4 separate regions of the Mus musculus genome follow, and all the other regions are linked to region 4. Evidence: chromatin loops called from intact Hi-C (ENCODE). Cell type or tissue: left cerebral cortex. All regions are shown on one strand. Region 1 overlaps Nphp1 (nephronophthisis 1 (juvenile) homolog (human)). Region 2 has its middle 7.1 kb from the start of Gm14244. Region 3 has its middle 8.9 kb from the start of Acoxl. Region 4 has its middle 24 kb from the start of Mrps5.

Region 1 (8,000 bases), 150 kb before region 4:
TTAGGAAATGTCCTTTCATGGAGCAGAAAACAAGAAGTAAGATTAGGATTGGGCGTTTTTCAAAATGAAATCTTCCAACTGTGCTAATGGCACTTGGTATTTCCCTCAGATAGGAATCAAAGGCTGGCGTGTCACACCCAGATCCCGCCGAGGCTGTGGTGAGGTTAGGGCTTCGAGCCCCTGAGTCAATGTCACACAGACACTGCCTAGTGAGTCAAGAGAGTCTTCGTGTACTTTTGACAGTATTGTTTGTGGTTTGCTTTTTCCTACCTCCAAGGACTCATGGCTTCATCGTTTGCCTCCCTCCCACAACTAACCCCTTTGTTCCCCTGCACCCTAGAAGCCCTTCAGTTCCCTTCCTCCTACTGCATCAGGTCTTAGCACAAGACAGGTCAGGGAGAGGGCACAGGCTGTGCTGGAGGCTCAGCCACCTCACTTGATGTGACTTGTGTCCTCGATGCTCCGTGGCACAGCTCCTCAAGCCCTTTGTTCCCTCACCCCCGCCTCTAGGGAGCACTGCTTGTCCTTTGGCTCAGACCTTCACAGTTTGCCCCTCATCTCTGGCAATGCGCAGCGTTAAAAGTCGGATTTCCTGGTTTCCCGGGACGTGAGGATGGGCTGAGGAATAATATGGGTGCTTTTCTTGCATGAAGCTGATCACATCACATGCTCTGGTGATGTGGGAGGAGTGTACATGTGCACTTACATTTGTGAGCAGCAGCAGTATCCACTACTGATAGATTATGGCCTTGGACAGGCCACATGCACCGTGGCCTTCAGTCCTTTAGAAATAGTGTGATGTAACAAACAGGATGTGTTTTGTCACAGCTCTGGGGTTGACTGATAGTTCTTTGCTTCTTTGCCTTTTCTAAGCAAAAAATAAATAAAAATTAATAACCAATCAACCAACTAAACAAACAAATCAAGAAGGTTTAAGGTAATTTCCCTGTCAACAGGAAAGCTAAATGTTTCTGCTTCTAATCATTCACGTGTGAATCTGGTCCATCTACTTTCAAGAACATTTTTTGTTTGTTCATTTTACATTTGTCTATTTTAACATATCATATGCTAAAACTATACATGCAAAAGAAGGGGAGAGGATAGCTTGGAGGTGTCAGTACTCTCCTCTACTTTGTGGGTCCATCCAGGGATCAAACTCAAGTCTTCAGGCCTGGCTGCAAGCCCTTTGCTCACTGAGCCATCTCTGTGGGCCCTTTAGTATAGCAAGAGCCCTTTGCTGATGAGGGACACTCTTCACTTCTGTCAGTAACTTTGGCTTCCTTATCTTTCTAGGTCACTGGCATCTTGCCATGCTTGCTCGATGGTGACTGTTTTATCAGGTCCAATTCTTCAACTCCAGACCTTGGGATATTATTTGAACTTGGAATTTCTTACATTCGCAATGTATGTCAAAACTGAAAGACAAACTGTTCTAATGCATCAAAGGGGAATCGTTAGAACCATATCTGACTTACAAGCAAAGTGATAGAAGCTATGTTAGCTACACTTGTGGTGTTCTGGTAAAACGCCCTGACAGAAGTGTTTATTCAGGGGAAGAGTTTATTCCAGCTCACAGTTCCAGGGATAAGAACACCATGGCAGGGAAGCACGCCAGGCAGCAGAGGGAGGCCTAGGCTCACTGCAGCAGCAGTCAAGAGGAAGGCAGGCAGGGAACAAATGGGACTGGACTGTAACCTCAAGGCTGCCCCAGTGACCCACTTCCTCCAGCAGGGTCTACCCCTAAAGGTTCTGCAACCAAAATCCCAAACAGTATACCAGCTGGAGACCAGGTATTCAAACATACATGCCTTTAGGGGAGATCCACACTGAAACCACAAAGAAGGATTTCTGTGTATCAGAAATTAACTCTGAAGGAACCAGATTGATGCTGACTCTCATTTTTTTTTTTAATTATTCATTTTATGTGAGTACATTATTGCTATCTTCAGACACACCAGAAGAGGGTGTCAGATCCCATCATAGATGGTTGTGAGCCACCATGTGGTTTCTGGGAATTGAACTTAGTACATCTGGAAGAGCAGCCAGTGCTCTTAACCACTGAGCCATCTCTCCAGCCCATGACTCTCTCTTTTTTTTTTTTTAAATTATTTATTTATTTATTTAGTTAGTTAGTTAGTTAATTAGTTTTCAAGATAGGATTTCTCTGTGTAGTCCTGGCTATCCTGGAACTCACTCTGTAGACCAGACTGGCCTCGAACTCAGAAATCCGCCTGCCTCTGCCTCCCAAGTGCTGGGACTAAAGGCATGCACCACCACTACCCTGCTTTCTCTCTCTCTCTCTCTCTCTCTCTCTCTCTCTCTCTCTCTTTTTAACATTTTTTTTATGAGTGGGCACAGCATGGAGATCAGAGAACAGTCTTAGGAGTTGACTTTCTCCTTTCACCGTGTGGTCCTGAGCATCGAGCTCAGGTTGTCAGGTTTGGCAGCAAGCACCTTGACTCTCTGAGCCATCTTTCTGCTCTGGTTCCCATTTGTGTGTGGTAATGCTCAGTGTTAGCTAAGGCAGAAGGGTTTGGTTGGCATTTATAGCATCAATGAACTCCAGTTGCTTTCAAAGAACAAAATGTCTCTTAAAGGCTGGGACTTCCCAGAGGAGGCCACTTAACCCTGTAGGGCACAGTTCTTACTTAGGGACTTGAGACAATGGCAAGGGAACGTCAGAAGTGTGCTTTAATGCTTGTCAGAGAAATAACCCACTGGAGTGCACACTCACCAGAGATCCCCCGTGTGCGGACTCTGATCCTGAGAGAGATCCCGTTACATCTTCAGGATAGATGGGTAGGGCATTGGAGACAGGTGAGCCCCACTGATCCTGGCAACTGGCGTGGGGGCTGAGGAAAGGGATCCTTGCGTTACTGATTCCTCTAGTCCATTCCCCTGTAAGACAAAGCTTCAAAATGCCGTGTAGGATCCTGTGATTTGACACTGTTCCCAAACTGTATAGCACTGAAGACCCACCCAGTGGCAACAGTTACCTCAGGGTGGGGTTTTAAGGGACCTTTCAAAGCAACTGTGATAAAGCAGAATTGTCATTTGAATACCATTTTTAACACCTGACCTACAAGTAAAATGGAGCCCTGGCATGCAGCATCTCATTTCTTTGAGGACAGCTAGGTGCTTAGAGAGGATGTGAGGACGCAGTGTGTGCTCATAAGTGGCTAGCTCAAGCACTGTTCCATGTGTTCGTTTTATTTCAGTCAACTGGTGAGAGAGGAGAGTTAAGCTGTGGCTGGGTGTTTCTTAAGCTTTTCGATGCCAGTGGAGTTCCTATTCCAGCAAAGTAAGTCAGCTCACTATTCCTTACAAGTGAGTGATTTGTAGAAAAATCCCTCGGGACTGTCTACCTCAGATGTGTTCTGTTAATAGTTCAAGTTTGGGAAGAGGAATCTCGTATCCATCTTAGTGTCTGAGGGAGCATGGGAAAACAGCTCACATGCTCCCCTAATGAGAAGGAAATGACCCAGAGAATTCATGTTTTAAAAGGAGTTTGCCTGGGCTGTGTGCTGAGAACGTTCAGTCCGCAGCCCCCATTGATTCACCACACTTCACTGTGCTCAAAATAGAGCCTGGCTCGCTTCAGGGAGCAGATGGTGAGTCTGCGATCCTCTGCCTCCCTTAGCAGGCAGGTCACAGAGCCCGCAGTGGCTACAACTGTAAACAAACGGAGGCTGTAAGAGCAGGAGCAGACTGGGCCAATCCCTGTGCTACACACACAAGGGAGAACAGATTGCCTCCCCGTCTCAAAAGCTAACAAGAAAATAGGTAATCTCAGTCTTAAATAGGGGAAAATAAAAACCCAAGTCAAGAGCATAAGCTCCCAGGGGGTACAGAGAGGCAGACAGAGGGCAGATTGGAGTGAGATGATTCTGGGTGGGCCCTGCTCCTCCTGGGTGACCGGTTGGGTTCCTTAACATCTCCAGGTCTCAGGTTCCTCTGTCTCTGATCTGGAGATTACTTCCTATCTCAGTAATAAGTAATGTGAGGATTACCTTAGGCAACACCCCCTCACAGCCTTCTTACCACTGGGCAGAGATAAGAGTCCAGGCCACCATTTATCTGGCATCACCCTAGCAAGGAGGAGAGGACATTAGTTATCATTGTATCATTATGGACACCCTGATTTCTTATAATTTTTTGAAAAAATTATTTTATACCAAGTATAATATAAATGGTAATATATTGCATGGTAACTCAGGGTTATAGTGTACTTAGTAGAGAGATGAGGTGTCCCTTCCCAGAGGTGGAATGAGAGCTGTTTTTAATTGCTCCAGTGTGTGTTGTGTGAAGGAAGTTGCTGTTCATCAAAAGCTGGGTGTGTGGATCCAGGGAAACCTCTCTAGGAGTGCAGTGGGGGATAAAGAGGCCCGTTAGCTTCTCTCTGCATTTAAGTTACACTTCCACAGAAGAGAGGCACATGGGACACAGGGGCAACAACTCCGAAGAGCACAGAGCTAGCAGGGGAGGGGATGGGCACACCTGAATACTGACTTCACTGCAAGTAATGACTCAATACATTTGAAAGTTAAAGCTTATTACTTACATACCATTAAAGTCAAATCATTTTAGTGACATCAGAATCTTCCTTCTCTCCATGTGGACACCACACTTCCTGCAGTTTGTGCTTAGGAGAGAGTCTGTTGAGTTGTTACCTCATAGAAGAGTCTGCATCCTGACTCTGATTTACCCATGAGTTTAGTAAGATGTCCATGAATAACTTCATTCCTGGCAGAGTCTAGTTGACAAATAAATGCCCATGACAAGGACCTGTCACATGTACTGTTCTTTCCTAGAACATACGAACTCTTCTTGAATGGCGGCACTCCTTACGAAAAAGGTGTTGAAGTGGACCCTTCAGTGTCCAGAAGAGGTACAGTCCTTCTGTGTGACCCTCTGTCAGCTGGCTCCTTAATCACCATGACCCTGCTATAAGCAAGCTAAAGGAGGGAGGGTTTATTTGGGTCTACATTTCCACAGGGTTCAGTCTCTGGCCCGTTGGCCCTATTGCTTTGGGTCTCTGTTAACAAAGAACACCATGGCGAAGCATGTGGTAAAGAAGCCTTCCATCCCTCAGGGGCTGGGGAGCAGCACAGAGGGGCATGGGTCCCTGTATCTCCATAGGCACAGCCCAGTGTCTGAATGCCTGAATGTGTCCCTGAAGGCCCCACCCCTAAATGGTTCCACCACCTCCATAGTATAGATAGGTCTTTTTTAAGACTTTTTTTTTTTTTTTTTTTTTTTTGCATGTATGTCTCTGAACTGCATTGCATGCTTGGTGCCTGTGGAGGTCAGAAGAGGCCGTCAGATGTTACAGATGGTTGTGAGCTACCATGTGGGTGCTGGGAACTGGACCTGTGTCCTCTGCAAGAGCAGCCAGTGTTCTTATCCATTGGGCCGTGTCTGCAGCACTCCCGGGCCTTGCAGTGGCATGTAGAACCTTATTACCCTTCTTTCCGTAAACGAAGCGAGCAGTAGAGCAGCGGAGAGCACAGCTGCATCCTAACAAAATACACTTTCCCTTGGAGCCAAATCCTTCACGTGCCATCAGTGCGAACGCTGAGCCACTAAGTGATTATTTTTATTGACACCTCTGAGACTCTAGAATTGTGAAGAATGGGGACCCCGCCTCAGCTCCTTTTTGTTGGACACTGTGTTGATGCCTGGCTTAGTGGGGGTTCTATTGCTGTAGTGAAACATGAAAACTTGGGGCGGGAAGGGTTTATTTGATGTACACTTCCACATAGTCTTCCATCATGGAAGGAAGTCAGGGCAGGAATTCAGACAGGGCAGGAGTCATGGAGTGTTGCCTACTGGCCTGTTCCTCGTGGCTTGCTCACCCTGCTTTCTTTTAAAACCCAGGACCCCCAGCTCAGGATTGGCACCACTCGCAATGGCCTTGGGCCCCTTCCACATCAATCGCTAATTAAGAAAATGCCATTCAGGCTTGCCTGCAGCCTGATCTTGTGGAAGTATTTTCTCAGCTGAGGTTCCTATCTCTCAGATGACTCTAGCTTGTCATAAAAACTGCCAGCAAAATACTTGACAGATAGAGAATGGATAGAATAAGCTAATTCAAAGGATGTAGATTTTTGAATGCATGCCAAGTTGTTTTCTCTCTGCCCCCCCCCCCCAAAAAAAAACCCAGAGTTCCTTAATACCATCCACCCAGCCGTGCCCTGGAGAAGCAGTGACCTGGGCAGTAGCACAGATATATGGCCCTTCCTCATAGACTGAGTCAGCAGACATGCAGCTCTCCTCCACTATCCAGGGCAAGGCACGATGCTCCAGATCCACCCCACAGTGCCCCACAGTGCCCACAGTGACAGTGCTCCACAGTGACAGACAGTGCTCCACAGTGACAGTGCTCCACAGTGACAGTGCCCCACAGTGACAGTGCCCCACAGTGACAGTGCCCCACAGTGACAGTGCCCCACAGTCATAGTGCCCCACAGCGACAGTGCCCCACAGTGACAGTGCCCCACAGTGACAGTGCCCCCATAGTGCCCCACAGTCATATGTCCCACAGTGACAGTGCTCCACAGTGCCCCACAGCAACAGTGCCCCAACAGTGACAGTGCCCCAGAGGGACAGTGGAGTTTGGCTTTGGAGAACAGACATGGAGTCTAAGAATCTGTTGGTTCCATCTGGAGCCAGGCATGTTTTATCAGCTCCCTTCATACTGCAGAGCATCTGTCACAGTGGCTTGTGAGGCACTTTCTGGAGACGCATTCATATTCATGTCAAGACAGGCTCATAGAAGCTGGGCAGGTGACCACTGCCTTTCATGCAGTCCAGCTCCACTGGCTGTAGATTCTCATTGAATGTGTGTTTGAATGAACGCCGTCCCAAGCACTTAAACTCTGGCTCCATATTCCTGATGTTTTTGTAGCACAGGGCAGTGTTTTCCGTCAGATGATAAGTGTGCGCAGGCAGCCTCAACTTCTGGTGAAACTTCGGTCTCTGAACAGGAGGTCCAGGGCCATGCTCAGGTGAGTAGCTGGCCTGGGCTTTTGGGAGAGGCAGGGGCAAGTGGGAAAGGGATGCTTGCTGAACTTCTTGCCTCTGAGCAGCGCAGCAGTGATAAAGCTCAGATTTACTCCTCCCCAGTTAGCTCACATGGTGGCTGTAAAGCCGGGAGGCCTGGCCCAGGGGTCTTCAGCCCTGGCTGCTCTTCCAGAGGACCCACGTCAGGCAGCTTACAGCCATCCGTAAATCATCTCCAGGGGATCCAATACCATCTTCTAGCCTCTACATGACACACATATATACACCTATATTTTTAGGTAATGGATGTCACATTAGATAATTTAGATGCTCTTGAATAGGCGAGGCTTACCAGTGTATAGACCGATGCTCAGGGGTGGTCTTCTTTTCTGTGTCGGGTTGAGGAAGCTCTACTTCATGTGTAGTAAAATTCCCTTTTTATCAAGCAGTTCTCAGTCTTGACAAATGTTCATGATGATGGATGTAACAGTTCCTGCAGGCAAGATGGAGAACACCTCATTCTCTCTCAATACTTCTACATTTTCCAAACCCTTATGGATGGTGCTGGGTAGACTTGGAGCTGCACTAGAGGCCCGTCCATGCTGCGGGCTTGTTAGTAACTTGGTCCTTTTTGTTTTAGATGGTGCTATACTTGATGGATAGGCATTGTTGGCTTGTCCATGCCTTGCTTGATGTTTCTAGATCTGGTCAGACAGGAGTAAAGCTGCTCCGGATATTTGCATATAATGCATATGTCTGCATTTCTTATGGGTAAAAATGTGGGGAATGGAATTGCTAGCTTATAGAGCATTGCGTTAACTTGATAAGAAGCTCCAGACTGTGGTCCATTGACTGCACCATTTGCCTCGTCACTAGCAAAGCAGGAACGTGTCAGTTACTCTACATTCTTGACAGCACCAAAAGTGCCTTGGGGAAGGGGGGTGGACCATTCTAAATTTGAGGGATGTTTACCTCCCATTATTTTAACTGGAATTTCC
Region 2 (8,000 bases), 74 kb before region 4:
AATGAGGTGGAAAAAAGTCATTTTGATCAGCTTGTCGTGGTGCAACGTACACCGCGCCAACGCCAGTACCTTTCGTGTGTACTCTTTGTCTGTAAGATCCAAATGTAAGCATTGTTCCTCCAGCATTTCCAGTTGTGCTCGCTGATTTCTCCAATCGATTCTTTCACCAGGTTATTTAATTTTCCCAAAATGAAAATCCTGCGCTGCAGTTCCCCTTCTTCTTCAAAAACCCCAAAGGGCTTCAGTGTCTCAATGACTTTCTGTGAGTGGGCAGTTGGGGGCTCGGGGGCTGCTAAGCTGATAGGAGAGGTAAAACCATCGTGCCTCTTGTGATGCCTGCATTGAAACTGGAAACTGGACAAGATCCACCAAGGCAGGAGGGAAAGTAGCCTGCCTCAGCCCCGGGGCAACCCCTTGACATTTTTTCTTTTTAAAATTTAATTTTATTTATTTGAATGCGCATGGGTGTTTTGCCTGCATATGTGTCTATGCACCACAGGTGTGCAGTGCTCTCAGAGGTCAGAGGGTGGTATCAGATCCCTCTAGAACTACAGTCGTATGTGGCTGCTAGGAACTGAACATGGGTCCTCTGGAAGAGCAGCCAGTGCTCTTAATGGCTGAGCCATCTCTCCAGCCCCTGTCTTTTTTGTTTTTTGTTTTTTTTTTTTGTTTTTTGTTTTTGTTTTTGTTTTTTAGAACAATGATAACTGTTAGCCATGTTCCTAAATACTTTTTCTGGAGTGCTGGAGAATCCTGGGCCTGATGCTCATTAGTCAAGAGCTCTACTCCAGGGCTACATGTCCAGTGCATCAGCAACAGAAAGTGCTTTACGTAAAGATCTTCTCATCTAAAGTAGATGTGGGCAGAACACCAAGAGAAATGTCCCTGATTCACAGAAAACTTGAAATGCCTTTAGATCTGTCATCTAGCCAATTTCTTTCAGGGCCTCAGGCAAGCAGACCCCAGAAGGCTAATACATTGCTGGGACAAAATACTGGAGAGACAACTTGAAGAAGGAAAGGAGAGATAACTTCTGTGGCTCACCTATGGAGAGATTTCAGAGCTATCCCTTTGGGCCAGGGTGAGGCACAGCAGCAGCAGGGAGAGGAGAGTGATCATAAGAGACAGGAAGGGACACAAACCCAGCTTCAAAGACACCTCACCAGTGACCAACTTGCTTCGACTAGGACCCTCCTAGTTTCTTTTTCTTTCCCTTTATATTATGACTCTTTAAATACATTAGTTCAACAAGTAGATCAGACTCCTCATGACCTCTATCCCATCAGAAACTATGGTGGTTTAAACAGGAATGGCCCCCATAGGCTCTTAGATTTGAATGCTCAGTCATCAGGGAGTGGACCTACTTAGAAGGATTAGAAGGTGTGGCCCTGACACACTTGAGGAAGTGTGTTACTGGGGGTAGGGAGATGGGGCTTTAAGGTTTCAGAAGCTCAAAACCAGGCTTAGAGGCTCTCTCTTCCTGCTGCCTGCAGGTCCGGATGTAGAATGCTCAGCTCCTTCTCCAGCACCATGTCTGCCTGCATGCTTTCTGCCATGCTGATAATGAACGAAACCTCTGAAACTGTAAGCCGGCCCCAATTAAATAAGTTTATAAGAGTGGTGGTGCACACCTTTAATCCCAGCTCTCAAGAGGCAAGGGCAGGTGGGTCTCTGAGTTGGAGGCCAGCCTGGTCTGCAGGACAGCCAAGACTACACAGAGAAACCCTGTCTCAAACAGAAGAAGAAGAAAGAAGAAGAAGAAGAAGAAGAAGAAGAAGAAGAAGAAGAAGAAGAAGAAGAAGAAGAAGAAGAAGAAAAAGAAGAAGAAGAAGAAGAAGAAGAAGAAGAAGAAGAAGAAGAAGAAGAAGAAGAAGAAGAAGAAGAAGAAGAAGAAGAAGAAGAAAGAAGAAGAAGGGGAAGGGAAGGAGGAGAGGAGGGGGAGGGGAAGGAGGAGAAGAAGGAGGGGAGGAGGAAGGGAGGAGGAGGAGAAGGAGAAGGAGAAGAAGAAAAGAAAGAAGAGAGAAGAGATAAAAGAAAAAAGAAAAGAAAAGAGAAGAAACTGGGCGGTGGTGGCGCACACGTTTAATCCCAGCACTTGGGAGGCAGAAATGGGCGGATTTCTGAGTTCCAGGCCAACCTGGTCTACAGAATTAGTTCCAGGACAGCCAAGGCTACACAGAGAAACCCTGTCTCAAAAACAAAACAAAACAAAACAAAAAGCAAAAAGAAAAGAAAAGAGAAAAGAAAAGAAAAGAAAAGAAAAGAGGTAAGAAAGAGGTAAACAAAGGCACGGGTGGAAGGCATTATGGAGGGTTACACAGGTCCCAAGCCTAAGAACAGGTATTTTCATTCCATTGGCAAGGAAGGCAAGATAGGAACTCAAGACAGAAACATGCTGGCAAGGAAATGAAGCAGAGGCAATAGAGAAGCACTGCTTACTAATAGTATCTTGCTCCTCATGCCTCTCCCAGCGCGCTCTCTCTCTCTCTCTCTTTCTTTCTCTCTCTCTCTCCCCACCTTATTTATTTATTTATGTCTTTTTTTTTTCAAGGCAGGGTTTCTCTGTGTAGCCCTGGCTATCCTGGAACTCACTCTGTAGACCAGGCTGGCCTCGAACTCAGAGATCCACCTGCCTCTGCTTCCTGGGCACTGGGATTAAAGGTGTGCTTCACCATCACCTGGCTCAGCTTGCCTTCATATACAACCAAGGATAATCTACCCAGGTATGGCACTGCCCACAGTGAGCTTGCTCCTCCTCTATCAGTCATTAATCAAGAAAGTGCCCACAGTCTTGCCTACAGGACAATCTGAGAGAAGTGTTTTCTCAATTGAGTTTTCCCATCCCATTTGTGTCAAGTTGACAAAAACAAACAAACAAACTACCCAGCACGGTGGCTTCCATACTTATTATGAAATATGAAGTTTTCTGTGGTTGTGAATGGAAGATTTGTCAGTGTAGAAATACAGCATAAAATGTGAGCAAGTTTTAAGGATGTTTTAGCTCAGCGTCAGACTTCAGATAACCTACTTCCATGCTAACATTGTAACATGAGGCTTAACACACACACACTCAAACCCCCTGAAAGCTAGACCAATCTCTATATCCTCGTGGAAATCAAGATAACTCACAGTTTCCTCAGACAAGAGTGGAAGCCACACTAAATCCGACAAGAGTGAGGTGAACTAGTTACCTTTCTGTTACTAGGACAAAGCACCTGAGATAACCACCTTATAAAGAGTGAAGGTTTATTCTGCTCGCAGAGTTGGAAGCTTCCATTCAGAGCCAGTTGGCCCTGCTGCTTTTGGGGACTGTGGTGAGGATGCACACCGTGGCAAGATCCTTGCCACATGGCCTGGACAAAGAGGAGAGTAAGAGAGCCTGGGGTGTAGCTGAGTTGGTAGGATGCTTGCTTAGCATGTAGGAAGCCCTGGATTCAATTCCCAGCACCCTGCAGAACTGGGCACTGAGCCTCAGTCTGTGGGAGCTGATGTTAAGTCCAGGTGAATAGTATCCTAATTGTAACATACCCAGTTGGTGTCCCAGGACTTGGAACATGGGATTAGGGTAGCTTGAAGTGGAGGAATGTCATGATCTGGGAGTAGAGTGAAACACTGAGGCGGCAGCAGAAAGGACATGGGACTCCATTCCTGAGTCACTGCCTCACTCTTAGGGAGAAGGGAGTTCAGAGGTCCCGCAACATATGATGGGGCTATCCCCTAATGAGCCCATGGTGGCTAAAAATGCTGTACATGTCAAATGTACTTTCCTCAACCTAACATCCCAGCTTAACTTAGCTTTATGTGTTCAGAGCACTTACACCAGCCTGGAACACCGTACAGTCCACAGAATCCTCTAACATAAATCCGACTTTACAGTAAGCCAATGAGCATCTTCTGGAACTTATTTAGTACTGTGCACTGTAGGGTGTTTACCCCAACAATAGCATGGCTGACCACTGCTCACATTGTGTCATATGTTAGTATCCATCTCAAAGAAAAGATTTGTAACGACTTAAGCATGATTTCTACTGAATGTTTGCTGCTTTCCACCATGAGTGTGATCTTAGCCAAGCCGTGCTGAGCCACCATGACAAACGGTGTCCCTAACACCTGTGAGACAGAATAAACCCTCTGTCAAACACAGCCACTATTGTCTTCAATGCCCAGCCACCACGAATCTCCCCACTGTAGTGTTTTGCTGTGTGCAAACTGAAAAGTGGGGTGTCACCACACCGTCACTGGCAGGTAAGGTTTGAAGGCCCGTGGAAGAGACAGGTGTGGTGGTGCATGCCTGTAATCTCAGCACGTGGACGGTGGAGGAAGGAAGATCTGGAATTCAAGGTCATTCTCTCAACAACATACAAAGTTCAAGGTCAATGTGGGCTACGGGAGGCCCCTCCTCAAGAAAGAAAAGAGAGCCTATGGATTATTATCATTATGACTTACTTTTATTGAAGCAGCAGGAATCCACTAGGGTATATGGCTTAATTCTTAATTCTTCAGCCATGCTCAGGCTTCAGAATTAAGACTCCGTGAAGGTCGACATAAAACAGTAACCTCAGTGAAGCACAAGCTGGTTTTTAGAGCTTGGGTCAGTTACTAGATACTTCCACTAGGCGGCGAGCAGGCTCCACCATGATTCGGGAAAGCACAGACTAATCCAGGCACTACCCAATCAGAGCTCAAGAGTTGCGTGCTCCCCACCTCCACCTCAGAACTCTGGGGAATCAGCCAGTCAGTGCTGCCTCTGACTCTGGAGCTCACCCAGAAGTGATCCTCTCCCTTGAAGCTTTGCCTGTGCACATGAGGAAACCGAGGTCACAGGCAAAAGGTGAACTTGGCTTTGGCAAAGGTTGCAGGTTGGATCAAGAGTGATGGAAAGGAGATAGGTGTCACACGGAGATCCCTTCTGCGGTGTCCCTTGTCACTGTGGACTGGTGGCGGCTAAGGCCCTGCCATAGGGAAATGGCCAACTACACATGGAAGCCTGTGACTTCAGACGGAAGTCCCTTCTAGGCCACTCATCTACTACTTTGCGCTCAAAGGACATGAAATCTGGACTCTTGTTCCTGAACAGGACAGAAGTGCATGCTGGGAGTGCAAGGGGGGGGGGGGGCTCTAGGGAAAGCTGAGCAGTGAGTATGGGTGAAGTCCTGGAGTTACAGGGCAAGAACCACAGACGTGTACATATTGTTAAAAACTAACAATTCCTTCTATTGATCCTTTATTGTGCCCAGGCTTTCAGAAACTTCCAGAGGCCTGCCTCCGTTCCCCACCCAGCTCTGCAGTACCTCACACAGACGTGTTAGTGCTTCCAGCTGTGTTACCTGGTCCTACCCATGGCTGAAATTAAGTCCCTGAATCTGAGGAGGGGCCATTGTCAGGCACAGTGACATCACAGGTCTTGCACAGGGCCATGTCTTCTGCCTGCATTACCCATCATGGGAGGAGCAGTGAACACTGAGGAGAAGTGGCCAGAGCCTCTTGTGGGCTTGAGTACTTCTCCTGTGACTTTGATGTCTTTAAGAGTTACAAGCTAAGGGCCAGGTGTGGTGGCACACGCCTTTAATCCCAGCACTCGGGAGGCAGAGGCAGGCGGATTTCTGAGTTCAAGGCCAGCCTGGTCTACAAAGTGAGTTCCAGGACAGCCAGGGCTACACAGAGAAACCCTGTCTCGAAAAACCAAAAAAAAAAAAAAAAAAAAAAAAAAAAGAGTTAGTTACAAGCTGCCCTTTTGAATGTGTTGCTGTTATTAAGTTTGAACCCAGCTGGGCAGTGGTGATTCACACCTTCGATCCCAGAGCTTGGGAGGCGGAGGCAGGTGGATCTTCATGAATTTGAGCCCAGCCTGGTCTACAGAGTGAGTTCCAGGACAGCAAGGATTACACAGAGAAACCCTGTCTCCAAAATAAGTAAATAAAATGGCAGGCTTTTGCTGTGTGGGCTAGCTGCAATCCAGCCACCTGTCCATTAGGAAATGACTGTCAGAACGTTAGTGCCCTGGAAGGAGCTAAAACAGCCCTCCCTCCTCCCTTGTCACTGGGATCTCTCCCTGCAGGCAACACAAGGTGGCATTCTCAGAGTCTCCAAGAGAAAAGGTAAAAGGGGCTTCTGAATGAAGGACTGCCATCATCCCAAAGTCCTGTTAGCCCAGAGATCTCAAGGACCCTGGGGTCTGCCTGACGGACGACCTGGGGCTTTGGCCAGGCAGCCTTGGGAAAAGCCTCAAGAAACCTTCTCTTATTGTAGTGGAGCCCCCATCTTTGCAAGGAACTGGGGAGCCTTGAGGTGTGGCATCGTGCAACAGCTGGACCTGAGATCCATCTCAGACACTCTTGACAGACAGCTGCTGGGCTCCTTCTCTGGGCCAAGCTGGGGCCTGAATATCAGAATGAGTAAGAAATGATCTCTGGCCTTGAGGAGCTTACAGACAGCAGAAAAGGCAGACCAGGAGGAAGTGCTGGGAAGAGGCTCAATAAGGCTGCACGAAGACAAGATCCCGATACCAGCGTGGGCTAGCCTGAGCCTGAGTCCCATCTCGTCTTCGTTCACTGGGCTGGCTTGCCTTCGGCTTGCAGTTAGCTTGAAAATTCAGAGTTTCTTATTAGAGCCTAGTGTCACAGAGTGGAAAATATTTGGTCAGAGGTGGTGTGCTGGAGTCATAACATGGAATTTTACTTTGAAGCTCTGTCCGACACAGACAGGCAGGGGAGCACACGGCAGGGAAGGTACACACATGGAGTCTGAGATGCTGCAGGGTCGGGCCTAACACAGTCCCTTACAGCCTGTCCTGCAGGAGAAAGGTTCAGAGAAACAGGACTGCGGATCTGCTGATGGTGGCCAGTGACAACCGGGGCTACAGACACCCTGTGGGGCTGTGAAAGAGAATGGCTGCCATAGATTCAAATATTTGCATACTTTGTCACCAGGGGATTAGGAGATGTGGCCTTGTTGGAGAAGGTGTGTCTCTGGAGGTTTCAAAAGCCCAAGTCTCTCTGTCTCTGTCTCTGTCTCTGTCTCTGTCTCTGTCTCTGTCTCTGCCTGCTGCCTGTGGATCAGAATATAAAGCTCTCGGCTACTGCTCCAGCACCGCACCTACCATTCCTGCCACCATGTCCCTCCCATGATGATAATGAACTGTCAGCAAGCCCCTCTCCCCATTAAAATCCTTTTCTTTGTAAGAGTCGCTGTGGTCATGGTATCAAAAGCACAAGTGTTTTGGAAGAAAGCAGGTGCATTAGTTGCTTTTCTGCTGCGGTGACAACATGTTTAACAAGAGCAACTTAAGGACAGTTTTATGTTGGTTCCTGGTATGGTGCCCCGCCTGGAAAGGCCTGGCAGCAGGAATCTGAGACAACTCAGTGTAGTAACAGCAGTAGGAAGCATGGGTAGATGCCAGTCCTCAGCCTGCTTTCATCTCTTTTATTCGGTCCAAGACCTCAACCTACAGAAGGTATCACCACAGTTAGGAAAGTCTGCCCATCCCGGGTAACCCGGTCTAGACTCTCTCCTAAGCAGGCCTAGAGAGTCAGGCTCCTGGGTGTCTGTAGCTGCCCAGGTTGACAATTGCTATTAACTCTCATGGCGAGGCAAACAAGGCTCACCCTGGGTAGATTTGGAGGGAACCATTGTTTGCAAAGCTCTGGGCTTCCCAGGAAGCCCCCTACCTCTTGCTCATGAACTCACAGGCAGAGGGCCTTGGCTGGAATTAGGCCAGAGCATCCTGCAACCCTGTGAACTATTTATTGAACTAAAACCTGCTTATGTCACCGACAGTTATGACTTAACCTAAACACTTGCTTTTCATGTCACAAGATAGAATTGAAATAATGTTCTTGAAGTCAGCTCACATGAGAATAAATGGTATCTTTTATATGTACTGCATAGATAATATATATATATATTACATGTGGCCATCTTTTCTTTGTCCTGTGGCTCTGAAGGACCAACTCCATGGAGGTCAGAGACCCTATCCTAGGCAATTTCTGCCCTTCCATTAT
Region 3 (8,000 bases), 230 kb before region 4:
TTAGGAATGGATATTTTGTTACTTCTGTGACTCATTTTTTTCTCTAGTCTGTGAACTTCGAAGAGTAACTATGTGGTCCAGAAGGCAGAAAGGGGGCTCCAGAGAACACTGCTTTACAATGACTTTGTTAGTGTGCTTCAGGCCATGATCCAGGAGCTTACATAAGTCACAAAAGCAAATCAAACAAAACATGTCTTGCTTGCTTACAGGCACACACACATATATACATACACACAGAGAGAGATTCACACATGCACACATGCACATGCATGTGTGTGCATGCACGTTCGTGTATGCACACACACACAGATACACACACACACTCTCTCTCGAGTGCGTGTATGTATGTACATATGCATACACACATACAGAGAGAGATAGACATATTCACACACACATTCATGCAGAAATAGCGATGACACTTACCTGATCCAGGAGTACATGCTTTACCACAGGGAGACTCAAGACAAACTTCACTCGCTGATTCGTCAAAGCTCTCATTTCCTCCAAACTTAAATCATACCTGTACAGAATAGAAATACCACGTGAGCATTAGGACACTGAGGTGTTACTGACCTTGAGTCTGTAAGTTGCCAGAAACAAACCCAGAGCTCTAAGAGAACAATCTTTTGTCCTGTTCCTGTGTAACAACTCCTGAGTCAGATGGGTGCTGGAAGGGGGGATTTCCTGATAAGATTCTGTTAAAATTACACTGCAGCTCCTTCTTCACTACAGAGCTGAAAGACTGCAGACACTTCAAAGTCTAGAATAGCCAGAAGGCAGAATCTGTGGGGGCGGGGGCAGAGAGTGGAACCCAGTGGTATAAGGAGAGGACTGTGGTAGTGTAAAGAGAATTGTTCAGTCAATTGGTGAAGTTCTGCCATCTTTTGAATGAAGCTGAGAGTCTACTGGGAAGTTACCCTCCTCGTAGGATTTTCAAGCAGATGACCTAGCTTGACAAGGTCCTAGTAGGGTCAAAACTAAGTCCAGTAAGAAACATTGCCTTTCTCCTTTCCATTCACATTCTGTCAAAACTGTGGCAAAGACTTAGGCTTTGCCATATTGGAGACAATCCTAGATGCAATCTTCCTGTCTCCCAACTCAGCGTCCATCTTGCCCACTGTACTTTGGAGGTTTCTCTCACCAATCCTCCAGTCCTTCACAGACAGTGCCCACCATTAAATTTCTGGCATGTCTAGCTCTATCTTAGTGTCTGTTTCTCAAAAAGCATAAATCTGGAAGGAGGAGTTTCTCTCTGTCATCCAAATATCTCCATTAAAATCATGGCAAAAGTCCAGAGCCCATCCATGTTTGATACTGTCAGTGTTTGTGTGATGACAATTCCAAAATGAATCAGACACTGGAATATTAAAGTCATGATCTTAAAACAAACCTCAAACTAATGTTATAGTAAGCAAATTCCAACTCTCTTGAAACAAATAGGAAAGGTTCTCACCAAAGAAATACAAAAAAAAAAATTTTTTTAAGAAAAAAAAAGGCATTCATAGAAATTATAGAACTGAAAATTTGGTAGCCAAAATTAATTTAAAAAATAAATAAATAAAAGCACTTCTCTGGTGAAATTAGTGCCTGTAGCTGACAGAACATGAGTCTGTGACGCCATGAGAAAGCTCTAAGTCTGAAGATGTGTTCTCTCTCCTTTCTTTCTTGTCTTTCTCCCTTCATCCCCATGCCCTCAAGGACAGGGTTTCTCTCCATAGTTCTGGCTGTCTACTGGCTCTGTGCTGTTGGGCTGGAACTCACAATTCAGTCTGCTTCTACTTCCAGTGCTGGGATTAAAGGTGTGAACCATCACCACCACCCTCTCCCTTTTCAGATGTTAACTCTGAGCCCCCAAAGTGAAGCATTTGGGGGTGGGAGCTTCGGGAGAGGAGTCTATCACTTCGACAGAACTTTCCCGAATGGACGGATATGTGTCACAATTAAGTTTCTAAAAACTAAAAGCAAAAGAATCTTGCAAACAACTTGAGAGAACCAATGCAAAGGGAAAGACCTACAGGGATGGTAACATCATCTGAAGCCATAGAGGTCTGAGGGAGGGGCTCGCGGTTTTCCCTCGCTCAGGAACCAAAGAACGATCAAAACGGGTCTTAAAGTCAGGGAAACCATCCCTAATGGATGGAGGGAAATAATTAAGACAGTCTCACAAGTCCATCCTTTAAATGACTACAGAAAGATTTGGCTTGGTGGCCCCCCTTTACTTTTTGAAGCCATACGATGTCTACATGTTGCCTTTTTGAAGAGTAGATGGTTTTGCTTTTTAACATTTTTGTGACTGGCTTATTTTCTTCCCACTTGGCATATTTGACAACCATGTCTCCCAGAGATTACTTGTGTGTGTGCCATTCTACTCAAAACTAAATGGTGGTCAGGTTCAAGTATGCATTGTATTTTTAAGAAAAATAAAACAAACTACATTTATAGAGTTGCTTGGAATTGAGAAAAACAATTATTTTAATGTGTATGTGTGCATTTGTGCCTTGTATATATGTGTGTGTGAGAGATCTTTGTGTAACATGTGTGTGAGGGTCCAGGGAGGTCAAAAGAGGGTGTGGGTCCCTTGGAGCTTGAGTTAATAGGTAATTGTGATCTGTGGGACATGGGTGCTGAGATCTGAACGTGGGTCTTCTTGAAGAGCAGCAAGTGCTCTTAACCACCAACTCCAGCTCCTAGATGTAGAGGGCTGCCCTGATGATGCTTGTATTCTAATGCTAATTTGGGCCCCCAAAACTGGTTCTCCCAGAGAATCTGCTAGCTAAGTGACCCTGCCCCCAGTTAATTGTGATTGGTAAATAAATAGCCAATAGTTGGGCAGAAGAGACATAGGTGGGGTTGAGGTTTTGTGGGCTTGGGTCAGAGAGGACCAGGAGGAGAAGGAAGAGGAAGAAGCCACCATAGGATAAAGGAAGAAGGTGCAGGAGAAGAGAAAGGAGAAGCCACTATGGGTTAGCTGAGTCATAAAAACGTGGCTCCAAGGGAGTTATGAGCAGCTCAAATAGAACATATTAAATAGTAAGTAACAACTGGGGTTATCAATAGGAAAGTAGATTGTAACAGCATGGAGGGTAGGCAGCTGCCCAGCTATTGTGCAGCTTAAGGCTTATTGGCTTATTGCAAATATAAAGTCTCTCTCTCTCTCTCTCTCTCTCTGTGTGTGTGTGTGTGTGTGTGTGTGTGTGTGTGTGTGTGTGTGTGTGTTTTATCTAGGAACTCAATAACCAAAGGCCAGGATACCAAATAATTTCTTACTACCTTGGGGTTTGTTTCTGATGGGTTATAGTCTATGAGTCTAGACAAATTTATAGTTGCATGCAGCCAATATCACATAAAGCATTCACCCTAAACATTCTCTGGCCCCTCCAATTTGGGCTTCTCTTGAGTGGTCTTCTCTCCCCTTATCTTGATCTTTATCCTTAGGAGGGTGGGCAGAGCTAGTAACATAAAGGTAACAACAGAAGCACTAGCTGAGTTGTGGTAGCAGCTGCAAAGGGAGTGGCCATCAGTAGCTGCAGTGACCAAGGGCAGCTACAGAGTTTCAAAGAACATCTAGAATACAAATGATGGGGATAGTGGAAGCAGGAAGCAAGATAGGGCAAAGAGCCTAAAATGAACATTAACAGAAGTTTGTGAAAGCTAGAGAAGAAAAACTGTGGATCCTGGTTGCTGGAAAGGTCCTGGGGAACTTCCAATCTTTGAGGACCAAGGTCTCAGAGATCCTAGGCTGAGAGCCCTAATACCAGCTGCCTGGGAGCTCTGGTAAATTGTGTAAACAATTTACACTTGTTTCTGTAAAGCTGAGGGTGCCAGAACCCAAAGCCTCTGCTCTTATCTACTATTGCCACTCACAGGGGCTGGAGGACAAGTTACAACAGCTGCAGAAACCCCGTGGGATTAAGTAGTGGATTTCATCCCTCTGGGGATTAAAGCAGCACACCATGTAACTCAACTTGAATGCCTCCGGCAATGAACGTCTGACTTTGAAAGCCTTACGGCTTGCATGTAGAGATGAGAAGACAACTTACAAGAACTGATGCTCTCCTTGCACAGCATGGGTTCTGTGGATCATGGTCATCGGGTTTGGCAGTAAAAGTGAGCCCTCTTCATAGCTCATAAAATGCATGTCAGAATATATACTTAAAATTGCCACTAGGTGGAACTTGTTCTTCATGCGAACTGTCATTGTGACTGACCAAGTTGAGAAATCTAAGCTGGATGAATAAGCATTTTGGGAACCTGGAAACATGAATATTTGTTAATCACAGTAGTACACCTAAATTTCTAACAGTCTCTAAAGCAGCGGAATGAGACTGTGCATCAGAGAAACAAGAGTTGCAGAAACAGTCACAAGCACTCTAAGCAAAATGAAGGGTTGATATTATATTCTCCTTATTTAAAACACTTCTTTGGTTACTTCAAATATTGTTTGTATAACAGTGGCATATAAGTCATACCTAATTATTTAGTATTTTCACAGCTATAATTCCTATTTTCGGTTTTCCTGAGTCTGTAAGATATGAAGATGTGACAGATACTGCTCCCCTGTCTCATTCTACAGACAGTGCAGAATATTTGATCACACTGTGACCTCTGAGATTGTCTTATTTATTTTAAAACAAACAAACAAACTATTTCTAGTTGTGGGGTGGCTCAGCCCTTAGCACACACCTTTAATCCCTCTGGCTGGAATGCATGTGAGACAACATGCCTGCTACACTTTGGAGTAACTACCTACTTATCAAAAGATAATAAGCATATGCATTGTCTCACACACACATACAAAATTGGAGGGTAGGGACTTGAATCTTACCTTTTTCCTTTCTAGTATCTTAATTCTAAAAAAAAAAATACTCTAAGAAAATACAATGTGTCAAGAACAAAGGTGTGGATTATAATTTAAGTCTCAGGAAATTAGTGCAAAGTAGATTTGCCTGTGTAACCCCCACCCAGGGCAAGGGGGAAAAGGTGTTCTCAGTTTCCCTGTCAACCTCTATTTCCTCTCTCCTGACCAATGCTGGCTGCTTAACAACTCTATAAATGACTGTCTACTTCTTTCGAATATTAAAGAAATTGGATTATACACTATGTGTTCTTTTGTGTCTGGCTTCTGGCACTCAGAATGACTAAGTTGTCTTCAGTGACTGTTGTGTCCATAGCTCACTCATTTTCACTCTAGGATTGAATCATTAAACTAGAATATGCCATAAAAATAAGCTGAGGGAACAAATTGCATGAGTCTAGTTATATTAAATTCTAAAAACAGACAAAACAAACCTATAACAGGAAGGAGGGCTAACAAAGCAGCGGATACCTCCTAAAGGGTAGGGCAGAGGTTGCCAGGCAAGGGGTGAAGAAGTATCCTCAATCACTATGGTCCTCTGCTCTACTTACAAAGACTCCTTGATGAAAAGAAGGCTCTTATAGGCCCGCTGTGGGTGGTACCACCCTAGGCATTCAACTCTGGATTGTATAAGAAAGCAGACTGAGCAAGCCATGTTGAGCAAGCCAGTAGGCAGCACTTCTCCGTGGCCTCTGAGTCACTTCTTTCCTCCAGGTTCCTGCCTTCAGTTACTACCCTTCCTTTACTTCATGACAAACCACGATATAGTCTCTTCATTAGAACATATAAAGCAAATAAACTCTTCCCCCACCAAGTTGCTTTTGACCAAGGTTTATCACAAGAATATAAACCTGACTAATACAAAGTCTGGTAAATTTTCCACAAAGATAACAAGGCAGAAGAACACGAGAGAGAAGAAATGTCACAGATAAGAGCACACTAAGGGAACTTGACAATACATACAACACGATGTCCAGGACAGGATCCTGGAATGGGAACAGAGACCTATGGGAAAGCTAAGGAAGCATTATAGAATCTTGAGTTTAATTAGTACTAGCAGGTTAGTGTGGTCACCTTAGTTTTGACAAACTGTCTGTGCTAATGTAAGATATTAACAGGGGAGGGAGACCTGGGAATTATCTTCACTCTCCATAGCTTTGCTCTGCACTGAAAAGTGTTCTACAATAAAAATTTCTAGGAGATGGAGAGATGATGGCCCATCAGTTAGGAGCTGCTGCTCTTGCAAAGGAACAGAGTTCAGTTGTCAGAGCCAGGTCTACTTAGCAATACCTTACCTGAGACAAGACAGTGGACAAGGCCTGATGAACACCACCCGAGTTTATCCTCTGGCTTCCATACCCAAGCACATACACATGCACACACATGTGTGCACATCTGCATACTTGTCTACCCACCCCATACATATATATATCTTCCCACCCCATACACACACACACACACACACACACACACACACACACACACACACACCTACCCACCCACCCCCACACCTCCATACAACAAAGGAAATGAACATTAAACACACAACTAGGTGGTGGCAAAAGAATCTCAAGCCCTTGCAGAGACCCAAAAAGAGCTTGAAATTTTATGATCACAACAGAGTATGACTTTAATTAAGAATTAGCCCCCAAACACTCAGAATTGCAGCCATCTGCAGAACAGATAGGAACAGGTCTCAGTGACCTCTTTACCCATACACCAGTCTCTTGGAGTCAGTCAGAAAGGGCTCCATCTATTAAAGCAGATATATTGTCTATTACTATCCTAAATAACAGAGGGATGCTCTCTAAGGAATGCCCCATGGAATTTCTTCCTGGAGTAGCAGGGCTTTATAATGCAGGTTGTACATGTTATAGGAAGGAAGCAAGGCAAATGGAAGCTTTTAAAGGCAATGCAAGCTGTATGTGTAGCTCATCTGAAGAAGCTGCAACTGGGAAAATCCTTGGCAGACGTTCTTGCTATTGGTTATGGTTCCTAAGAGCCACAACGTCTTTGTAAGTAGCATTAGCACCCATTAGCATCTGCTCTGTCACCTGAGTTGTGTTGCCCCAGGTTCCTTCATCAGATGCTCATTTCTTCTCTCCCAGTCTCATGGCTCTACTTGGTGACTCCATTCCAGATCCGAGCAAACACTGTCTAGCCTGTGCCATTCCTTGATTTCAACTCTGGTAGCCATTTCAAGAAAAGGTGACTGCCAACTGTGTCAGTGATGGTGGACTGGGGCCAAGCTAAAAATACCAGTGTTTCAGTCTTCCTGCCTGGTTGCTAAGTCTCGACCATGTACTCAAGGATATTTCAAAGCCTAGTGTCCCTCTATCCTTCTCCATGGGTCACTCCATTGTGAGGCTGGCGTCCCTTGTAACTAACTGGCTGCAGGAGGAGCAGCTTCCTATTTAAACTCTATCCTGTCCAAAACAAAGTATTCACTGCTGACAGGTCTCTGGAATAACCAATGAAGTATCTTTCCGAGGAGCAACCCAAAAGTCTCTCCTCCTATTGCATTGGCCAAAACCAGGGAACATGACCCTGTGGCCAGAGAATGGCTATGCCTGAAATAGCCTTAAAGCATGAGGTGGGGTGTGTGTGTGTGTGTGTGTGTGTGTGTGTGTGTGTGTGTGTGTGTGAAGGGTGTCAAGGAGACAGGGTTACAGATGCCAGGTTGCAGTGAGGTGACAGGTCAGCCTTCCCCAAATCACACTTTGTGCCCAAAGGTAGAACCTGATGATGCTGATGCTGAGAAGAGGAGTGGGAAGGACAGATGCTTACTTCACTAAGACTGTGCTTAGTGAGAAGCAGAGGAGGTGAAAGCTGCTTCACCAGCACCTTCAAGGCAATTCCTCAAATTAGATGCAGAAATGGTTGCTGTAATTACCAAGTCTTATCCGTCCCCCTCCCAATGATTTGATCTGCCTTTTCTTTTTACAATTTACCCTTATTGCCATCTTTAATAGACAAGTAAATTATAAAATATATACATTATGCTGACACACATAGCCCTATGTGTTCTGGATCCAAAACCCTTGGCAATATAATTATTTTCTTTGGGGAGAAAAATGTTTCCTAGACGCATGCTCTGAGAGTGCCTGACCTTAGACAAACTTTGCACTATGTACAGAGCACT
Region 4 (8,000 bases):
CCCCACCACTGGGTTATATTTGCAGCCCATATGATGGGCTTTGAAAGTGCCATGATTTATTTGGAGTTGTGAGCCACCATATGGTTGCTGGGAACTAAACCTGGGCCCTCTGCTGAGCCAACTCTCTAACCTCATTGTCTATCACTTCTTAAAATGAACCTCCCTCTGCCAGGTGTGGTGAGCACTCAGGAGGCAAAGACAGGCAGATCTCTGTGAGTTCAAGGTCAGCCTCATTTACAGGGCTAGTTCCAGGATAGTCATGGCTACACAAAGAAAACCTGTCTCAAAAAATGAAAACAAACAAACAAACCTGTGGCTAATACATTGAGGACCCTTGAAACTGGATCTGAGCCCCCTACCCCTGCCCAGTTCAAGTACCCACATACCCTATAATCCTAGGTTTCAAATATATGCAAATATATGTGATGCCCACATTCAAAGCATTGCTGAAGTCAAAGCAACATTTAGATTTTGATTTCCTCTATTACCAGTCACTAGATGTCTATCTATTACCAATATTTGTCACCAGATGTTGTCCTCTAAGTAACCAGGTGTTCCATGGCTCTGGAACTGCCAAAGTGTTACAGTTCTCAGAAGGGAAGCCCAAGCAGGGCAGGTAGCTGGGGTCCCAGGTCTTACCTGCTACTGCGGCAGCACCAATGCTAGTGACAGGGGTGGTGGCAGTGGCAGATGGCAGCAGCAAGGATGGTTGGAACAGCAGGGGTGTGAGCCCAGCCTTCCTGGCGGGGGTTGGGGGGGGGCTGCTAAGGTCCAACAATGAGTGTTTCCAGAGAGAAGATGATTTTCAATGAAATAATTTGTGCACTTTATTCTATGTGGATAGAGACTTTATAAACTTTGAAGAGTAGTGAAGTGGAAACTTTGGAAAGTCAGTTGTGTTGGATTGTACGGAAGTGGTTCTGATGTTTTGATCGGGAATCTGCATATTCATACACTAAGATCCTTGTCCCCAGTTGGTTCTTGATTGATCAGTAAAGATGCCAGTGGCAAACAGCTGAGCAGAAAGAAAGAGGAAGCACTTCCAGGTCCCCACAGGGTAGGAGAAAGGAGAGGGCAGGAGGAGGAAAATGGAGATACTTGGGGGAAGAGACAGAACAGTCTCAGAGCTGCAGGGGAGATCTTCCAAAATGTAGGTGGAAAAGGGAAAGCGGCCCACAGAAGGGCAGCCCAAAAGCATCCTGGGCAGCAAGACCAATGGGCTTCAAAGAAGGTAACCAGGCAACAAAGCTGAGGGAAGATTTAGAGGTGTTGAGCCAGGAGTAAAGGGAAGGACACACTAGCTGCAGGAGGCTTTGAAGAGCCTGGCCTGGGCATGGACTTCAGGTGTTTTCCCTACTGATTGTTATGGTCCTCTCAGTGGGGTGCCATGGTTACATGTTCCAGAGCAGGTAGAGTTTGGCAGAGAGCTGACCCCACACCTACTGTACTCAACTCTGAGTTCACAGGGTTTGGGCTCACTCAACCTTACCATTTCTTTGGCTGGTGGCATGATCTACTTGCCCCATACCAGTAGAGGGCCAACTGTTTTATCAAAAAAATAAAATAAAATTGGGGGAGGGGGTGGCCCAAGCTGACTTCACACTTACAATGTTGATATGGACCTTGAGCATCTGATCCTTCTGCCTTTACCTCCCTAGTACTGGGAGTATAGGCATTCATCACTGTGATGGCTATTTCCGGTTGTCAAGACTACATCTGAAATGAACTACAATCCAGAAATGGAAGACACGTTTGTGATCCAGATCTTGAGGCTGGAAGACACAGGCTTTAAATCTGGATCCTGACATGGGATGACATAGGCTATTGATCTGGATATAGAGGTATAGCGGCTCAATGAAAAGCTTAGGTCCAGCCAAGGTGATGCATACCTTTAATCCCAGGAAACAGAGGCAAGCAGATCTCTGAGTTCAAGGCCAGCCTGGGACAGAGCAAGCTCCAAGAAAGAATAGCTTAGGTCCAGGTGTGGTGGTGCACACCTTGGATCTGGGCCGTAGCTTCTGCTGGAGGCCTATATAAGGGCAGTGGAAAGAGGAGGGGTTCCTTGTTCTTTACCTGCTACATTTACCTCCTAGCACATCTAATGGAACTTCCTCACAATTTCAGCTTATACAGAAGACCAGCTGAACAGCTAGTATCATGGGACTGAGCAACTACAAGATTCTTGAACTCCCCATTCACAGCTGTCCATTGTTGGGTTAGTTGGATGGACGGCAGATCGTTAAGTCATGCTAATAAATAACCTTACTATATAGGGGCATTCCAGCGTTCTGTGACTCTAGACTAAACCATGCCTAGTTTTATGTAGTGCTGAAGAGTGAACCCAGACTTTCATGCTTGCTAGGAAAATACTCAAATGACTGAGCTACAGCGCCAACCATGCTTTACAGATATTTTACAGGATATTCACATGTGGACAGGCTGGGGATTCCTGGGGTAAGAGCCTTTCTGGAGCAGCAGTGGCTACTGGCTAGTGGCCTGACCACCGGGCAGGCTATCACCCCATTCTTCCCACCCCACTTTGGTGACCAGCTGTCTTGGGTGCTCTCCAGAACTTGTGTCATCTCATCATCTCAGAGGAGAGGACAGAGCGAGCCTTTGGACCACAGAACAGCTTGGGGAGGGAGTGAGAGTACCACAGCCGCCATCTTGGGTGAGTTTCTCACCACTACCTGACACAGGCTGGCTTCTGTTCTAGATTTCTCAGCCTGCCCAGCATGGAGTGGAAGAGTCTGGAGGTCAATGGCCCTAAAGGCTCTAGTCAAGACTGTCACTCCGAGTCCCTCATGGCTATCTACTGAGAGAACAGACCTTGCTCTCTCAAACCTGTCTCCCTAGCACAAGAAGCCACATAAAGTCCTTGAGAAAGGCTGGAGAGATTGCTCAGTGGTTAAGAGCACTGACTGTACTTCCAGTGGGTTCAATTCCCAGCACCCACACGGCAGCTCACAACTGTTTGCAACTTCAGTACCAGAGGCTCTGACACCTTCACACATGCAGGCAAAACACCAATGCCCATGAAATTCTTAAAAAAAAAAAAAAATTAAAGTATTTCTCAAAAAAAAAAAAAGACCTTGAGAAACACTGGACTGGGGTGCTGTTTTGGGTAAGAGACTGCTCCTGAGCTACCATGAACCCCTTCTGAGATTTGAGAAAATCTTTTCTAAGCCCCACTCTGCTCAGATGAGAAGTTCTACTTGGCCCCAAGTGAATGTGGTCATTATGAAAGAAATTCTACCTTGTCAAGAACACTTCAGAGGCCCATTTTTCTTCTGTCCTCAGAGAATCAACACAATGCTCTGAACTTGTTTGCATTCTCTGAAGACCTACTGTTCTCTGAAGGTTTCCGTGGTAGTGAGAACCAGCAATTCCTCCAGGTTCTCTTCAACCAGAGGAAGGAAGGGGCCGGGTGGAACCTGTCAGGTCCAAAGAAAACTCCATTTCCCCAAGTTCTGACAGTTAAACAAAAGCCAGAATTCCTCAGGAACTTGCGAAGCTGGTTCCTCACTACCAAAAGGAGCCATTTCCCTTATCACCGGCAGAAGGGACAAAAGGTACCTGTGTTGGCCTCCAGGTTCCCTCAGTACCACAAGGACCTGTTTACACACTTTAGAGTCTGAACTGGCATCCTGGCTCTTCTTAGGCTCTTCTTATACGTTAGAGGGGAAGACTTGATCTCCAGGGGTTCAGGCTGGGGTTAGGGCAGTACCTTGGCACTCCTGTTGGGTCTGGACAGCATTTGGGAGAAGACTGAACCTGGAAGACAAAAACCTTACCCTGACTTTTCTATTTTATCTGTAATATTCTTTTTTAAGATGATGATGATGGTGGAGATTTTGGTTTTTTGAGACAGGGTCTCTCTTTGTAACCCTGGCTATCCTGGACTCGCTTTGTAGACCAAGCTGTCCTCGAACTCACAGAGATCCGCCTGCCTCTGCCTCCCAGAGTGCTGGGATTAAAGGTATGCATCACCACACCTAGCTTTAATATTATTTCGGTTATTTTTATAGTGTGTGTAAGCACAGGTGCTCTTGGAGGCCAGAGGCTACAGATCCTCCTGGAAGCTGGAGTTTTACAGACAGTTGTGAGCCATCCAATCTGGGGGTCCCCTGGAAGAGCAGTCTGTGTTTTTAATCACTAGCCATCTTTCCAGCCAACCCCCACACTATTGCTAACTAGAGAACTTTCTAGTTACTTACTAGGTGCTGCAGGAATAAGATAAACGTCATGGAGCCCTGGTGTGTGGACACTGATGGACATTCCCCAACAAGGGATAGCTTACGTTCAAGGATTCCCCATGGTGAAGAGTGCCTTCAGCTAAGAGCTTCCTTTGCTGAGCCACCCCACCCCCCCCGGCCTGTGCAGAGTCAGTCTCCCCTTCGCCCCAGTGCTGTAACCCTGACAGCATGCTTAGTCTGTCAATCATGCCATCTGTCTCTTAGCTTTCTATATATGTAAACTGAGGAAGCAAGCAAGAACAGCCTGGTGCTCCTCTTTTATTTTTCATTCACTGACTCATGTGGGTAGAATTTTGACTCCTCCTCATGGGGAAGAGACGCATTTCCTTTCAGTCCTTCAATCGATCGCAAGTCTCTGTGTTTAAAAAGTTCCCAGAGCTTTGATGTCATCCAACTCTGTTGCCCACTTTGTTTCTGGGCAGGGATGTGAAGTTCACAGGTTTACTCTGCTTCCAATTGTGTTTGAAACTCAGTCACCACAGAGTTCTGGCCTTGGCCGCCCACGATGTGTTTGGTTATTCAGGAACAGTCTCCTCCCCACCCTCTGTAGACATCAGGTCGCCAGGTTTCAGGGTGCCTGGTGCCTGGCGTCCCCCGGTGGTACACAGTCAGCGACTTGTTTGCCAGGTGGCACTTCCGCTTGGGCCTGAGGACTTTAGTTCCCACACAGGGCACCCACCCCTCCTGCTGCCCCAGCTCAGTACTAGCCATGAAGCTGCAGACCCTCAAGGCTCACCGCTGGCTTCTCTGCTCCTCAAGGCTGGCCTGGGAGAAGTCTGGGGCAGATCCTGCGGGGAGGAGAAACAATGGACAGCAATGCTGCAGCATCCCACAGATGAATCCAGCCATCCACCCCAGACCAGGAGCCAGCCATTAACAGCCCAAATTGGAGTGCCCCTGCCCAACAGTCTCTAGAGCTGTCCCTGCTGGGTGCCACCTTCCAGCAATGATCCAGGGTCTGTGATGGGCCAGGATCGGGTTCGGAGTTGCTGGGAGTGGTCAGGGGCTGGCTATCCCCTCTTCATTTCGCTGTTTTGAGCATCTCTTTAAGCTGTGTCTTCACTCACACAGGAGCATACTGTGACCACAGACACACACATGCAGCCCCATCCGCCCTCAAGACCCTAAGAAAATAACAATTCCTTTCTCCCAACTCTCCTACTTTCCTTTCCCTGGGAACCCAGTAAGCCTCCCCCGTCTTCTCGACACCTCTCTCCCTGACCTCATAACTCCCCCAAAAGAAAAATAACCGAAACCTAGATAAAGGAGCTCACCTTGCCTTCTTGCCACACTGGCCTTAGGAGCTGGCCCTGGAGGCTAGCTGCTCTGGCAACCTCTAACCAGCTCGAGCAAATTGTAATCTAGGTATCTCAGTACTCAAGTGTTTTTTGTTTGTTTGTTTATATGTACAAGTGGACTGAAACACTGTCCATCACGTGTTAAATGCTCAATAAATGCCAACCTTTCTGTATCCATTGTAAAAGCATTGTGACACCTCCTCCCCCAATAGCATTTGTGGTTCAAAGGAGGGTCCTATACACCAGAGTACCAGCCAATCTCTGACGGGCAGGTATCGGATTTCAGGCTATGTGCTGAGTGCCTCAGCTTGCGCTGGCTGGCCCTGTACAGCGGTGACACAGATGGGTGCCTGACACCCACTGCTCCCCAATAATCCCAGACTGAGGCACCTCCTTCCTCTGCCAGGCTCTCTATTTCTACTCCAGTCACTTCTGGAATTTTCCTGAAACAATGGCCTGCTGTTAAGATGCTGGTGCCCTGGCAGGAAACATGGGCTCTGGGAATCCTGCTTTCCTCACCCTTAGAAAGCTACACTGGGTCTAGGGGTAGAGAGTAATTTCAGCAATGTAACTAATACCACACCTGCAGGTCCATGACTTTGGAGTTGTCCCCAACTTCAGGTTGGGTCTATAATAAATAAACTTGTCTGAGACCCAGCGTGGGTACACAGCTTTGATCCCAGCACTCAGGAGACAGGCAGGAAAGGATCTCTGTGAGTTCTAGGTCAGCCTCATCCACAGAGCAGATCCCAAGCCAGACAAGTTTGCATAGTGAGACTCTGTCTTAAATAAATAATAAAATTAGACAAAGCTGTTTGAACCTGGTAATCTGTGGCTTGGAAGATGCCAGAAACACACCCACACCTCATGAAGAAAGCACGCGTGATTCTTCCACGACAGCATTTGCAAAGTGGATGTTTAAATGGAATTGGTGTCCTGCATTTGAAAGAACAATCCACTCTCTAGTAGACAGCCACTTCAAACTGCACATCTCAGTGACTGTCTACATGGGAGCAGTCCAAAAGGGAACAGAACTATTTGAGGAACTCTGCCCTCTAGTGCTTGGAACCTTAAAAACAACAAATGCAATTTAATTAATTAAAGAGTCCACTCTCCTAGCTGGTTAGAGCTTCAGGAGTCCCCCAACATCTGTCTGAGCTCCACAACAGCCCAGGTGCAGACACCTGGGTGCTAAGGCAATCTATCAGACCTCCAAAGCAACTGCAAACCCAGAGCTTTTCTTTGACAGACTGCAGTCAGATTGGACCCACCCCACCAAAGATAGGAGCTGCCCCCTTTAACAGCCAGGGAATGAAGCTTTTAGCCCAACCAGCACAAAACCCATGCAAAAACTCCTGAACACAGCAGACTGCCTTTGGTACCCACAAACCTCTGCAGGGCATGTCCATTTCCCAGGCCTCAAGGAGACTCAGGTTTGCCCGGCCTTTTCTTTCCCCTCTTTGGTTTGATACTCTCTCCTAATTTACATTTCACTTGCAAGCAGGGCCCCACAAGGCACTATGTAATGAGGAACATCACTTCTCTGCTGAGTCCTAGCTGGGGATAGAGAAAGTTTTTCAGTCTGGCTCCCAGGGAAGATGCTCCTGGCCCCCCTCCCCCAAGTCGGACTTGTAGATCTGCCACCTTCAGGAGGAACTGGCACCCACTCCTGCTAGATACTGCAACTCCTCCACATGTGGGACAGGGCCCCGGACTTCTGCATTTCCCAGGGACCAGGGGCCTATATTCTGCATGGTCACCTAGCGTGCAGAGACCCTGCCCCAAGAGCTTAGAATCCTAACGTTTATTGACAGTCTCTCCCTGACAGCCAGAAGCTAGCTGAGGCTGGAGTTCCCACAATGGAAACCTCCCAGCTCCCCTCCTGTGACCCTAGACAAGCTCAGAATATCTACTTTTTGATCTGCTTTGTTACTGACTGGCCAATAAAAGGTCACCTCTGACTACTCACCCTTTGTTGTCTGCCCTCTCCATTCTTGGAGGGAGGGTTAAGAGCCCAAGCTAAGACCCCTTTCAACAGCATGTTTAAAGTATACTCTTGGGAGTTTTGATGTTTGTACACACTGTGAAACTACCACACCACTATGACATCTACCACCTCAAAAGCCACTTCACGCCCCTCAGGAACACCCTCTTCCATCCCTACACAACCATTCCTACTACTATAGTTTGTACTTCTGGAAACTTTCACATCTCGTTTTAAGGAAGCCTGGCTTCTTTCCCTTAACACAATTATTCTGCTAAGTATCACTCTCTAGTTCCTTTCACTGTTAAGTAATGGATGGTCCGGATACATCAATGCCTCCTGAGGACAGGGCATCGATGGTCTGTTTACCTGGCCATCTCTACACTTTTGCTTTGTTACTCCTAGGTACATTTCTCTGATGTCTTTGCAAGGTAGAGAAGGGTTGCTAGAGGCTGTGCTGAC

Evidence for each region. A loop is a pair of places that touch in the nucleus more often than their neighbours do. Peaks named below come from ENCODE experiments on the same cell type or tissue, not always from the same donor. Only the 100,000 strongest peaks of a DNase experiment are listed, where the experiment ranks them.
Region 1: it touches region 4 in a loop (2.2-fold over the local background); 4 of 42 quality-filtered maps call a loop at or near these places.
Region 2: it touches region 4 in a loop (2.7-fold over the local background); 15 of 42 quality-filtered maps call a loop at or near these places.
Region 3: it touches region 4 in a loop (3-fold over the local background); 12 of 42 quality-filtered maps call a loop at or near these places.

Annotation. Positions count from the first base shown.
Region 1 is chr2:127,752,980-127,760,979 of GRCm38, reverse strand. It overlaps Nphp1 (nephronophthisis 1 (juvenile) homolog (human)), which reads left to right. Exons shown (of 20, transcript NM_016902.4): 13 at 1,294-1,404; 14 at 3,219-3,301; 15 at 4,812-4,888; 16 at 6,908-7,007. Among named protein-coding and RNA genes, the nearest start is that of Mall, 27 kb to the right of the region's middle. In left cerebral cortex, no CTCF peak of the experiment used is centred here; DNase peaks (open chromatin) are centred at 1,612, 3,285 and 3,597; H3K27ac peaks cover 1,175 bases.
Region 2 is chr2:127,680,782-127,688,781 of GRCm38, reverse strand. It overlaps the pseudogene Gm14245. Among named protein-coding and RNA genes, the nearest start is that of Gm14244, 7.1 kb to the left of the region's middle. In left cerebral cortex, a CTCF peak has its summit at 4,606; a DNase peak (open chromatin) is centred at 4,679.
Region 3 is chr2:127,841,716-127,849,715 of GRCm38, reverse strand. It overlaps a transcript of Acoxl not described here. Among named protein-coding and RNA genes, the nearest start is that of Acoxl, 8.9 kb to the left of the region's middle. In left cerebral cortex, a CTCF peak has its summit at 4,163 (motif pointing right); a DNase peak (open chromatin) is centred at 4,083.
Region 4 is chr2:127,607,021-127,615,020 of GRCm38, reverse strand. No RefSeq gene overlaps it. Among named protein-coding and RNA genes, the nearest start is that of Mrps5, 24 kb to the right of the region's middle. In left cerebral cortex, CTCF peaks have their summits at 3,486, 3,697 and 6,618 (motif pointing left); DNase peaks (open chromatin) are centred at 4,769, 6,013, 6,587, 7,121 and 1 more place; H3K27ac peaks cover 2,295 bases.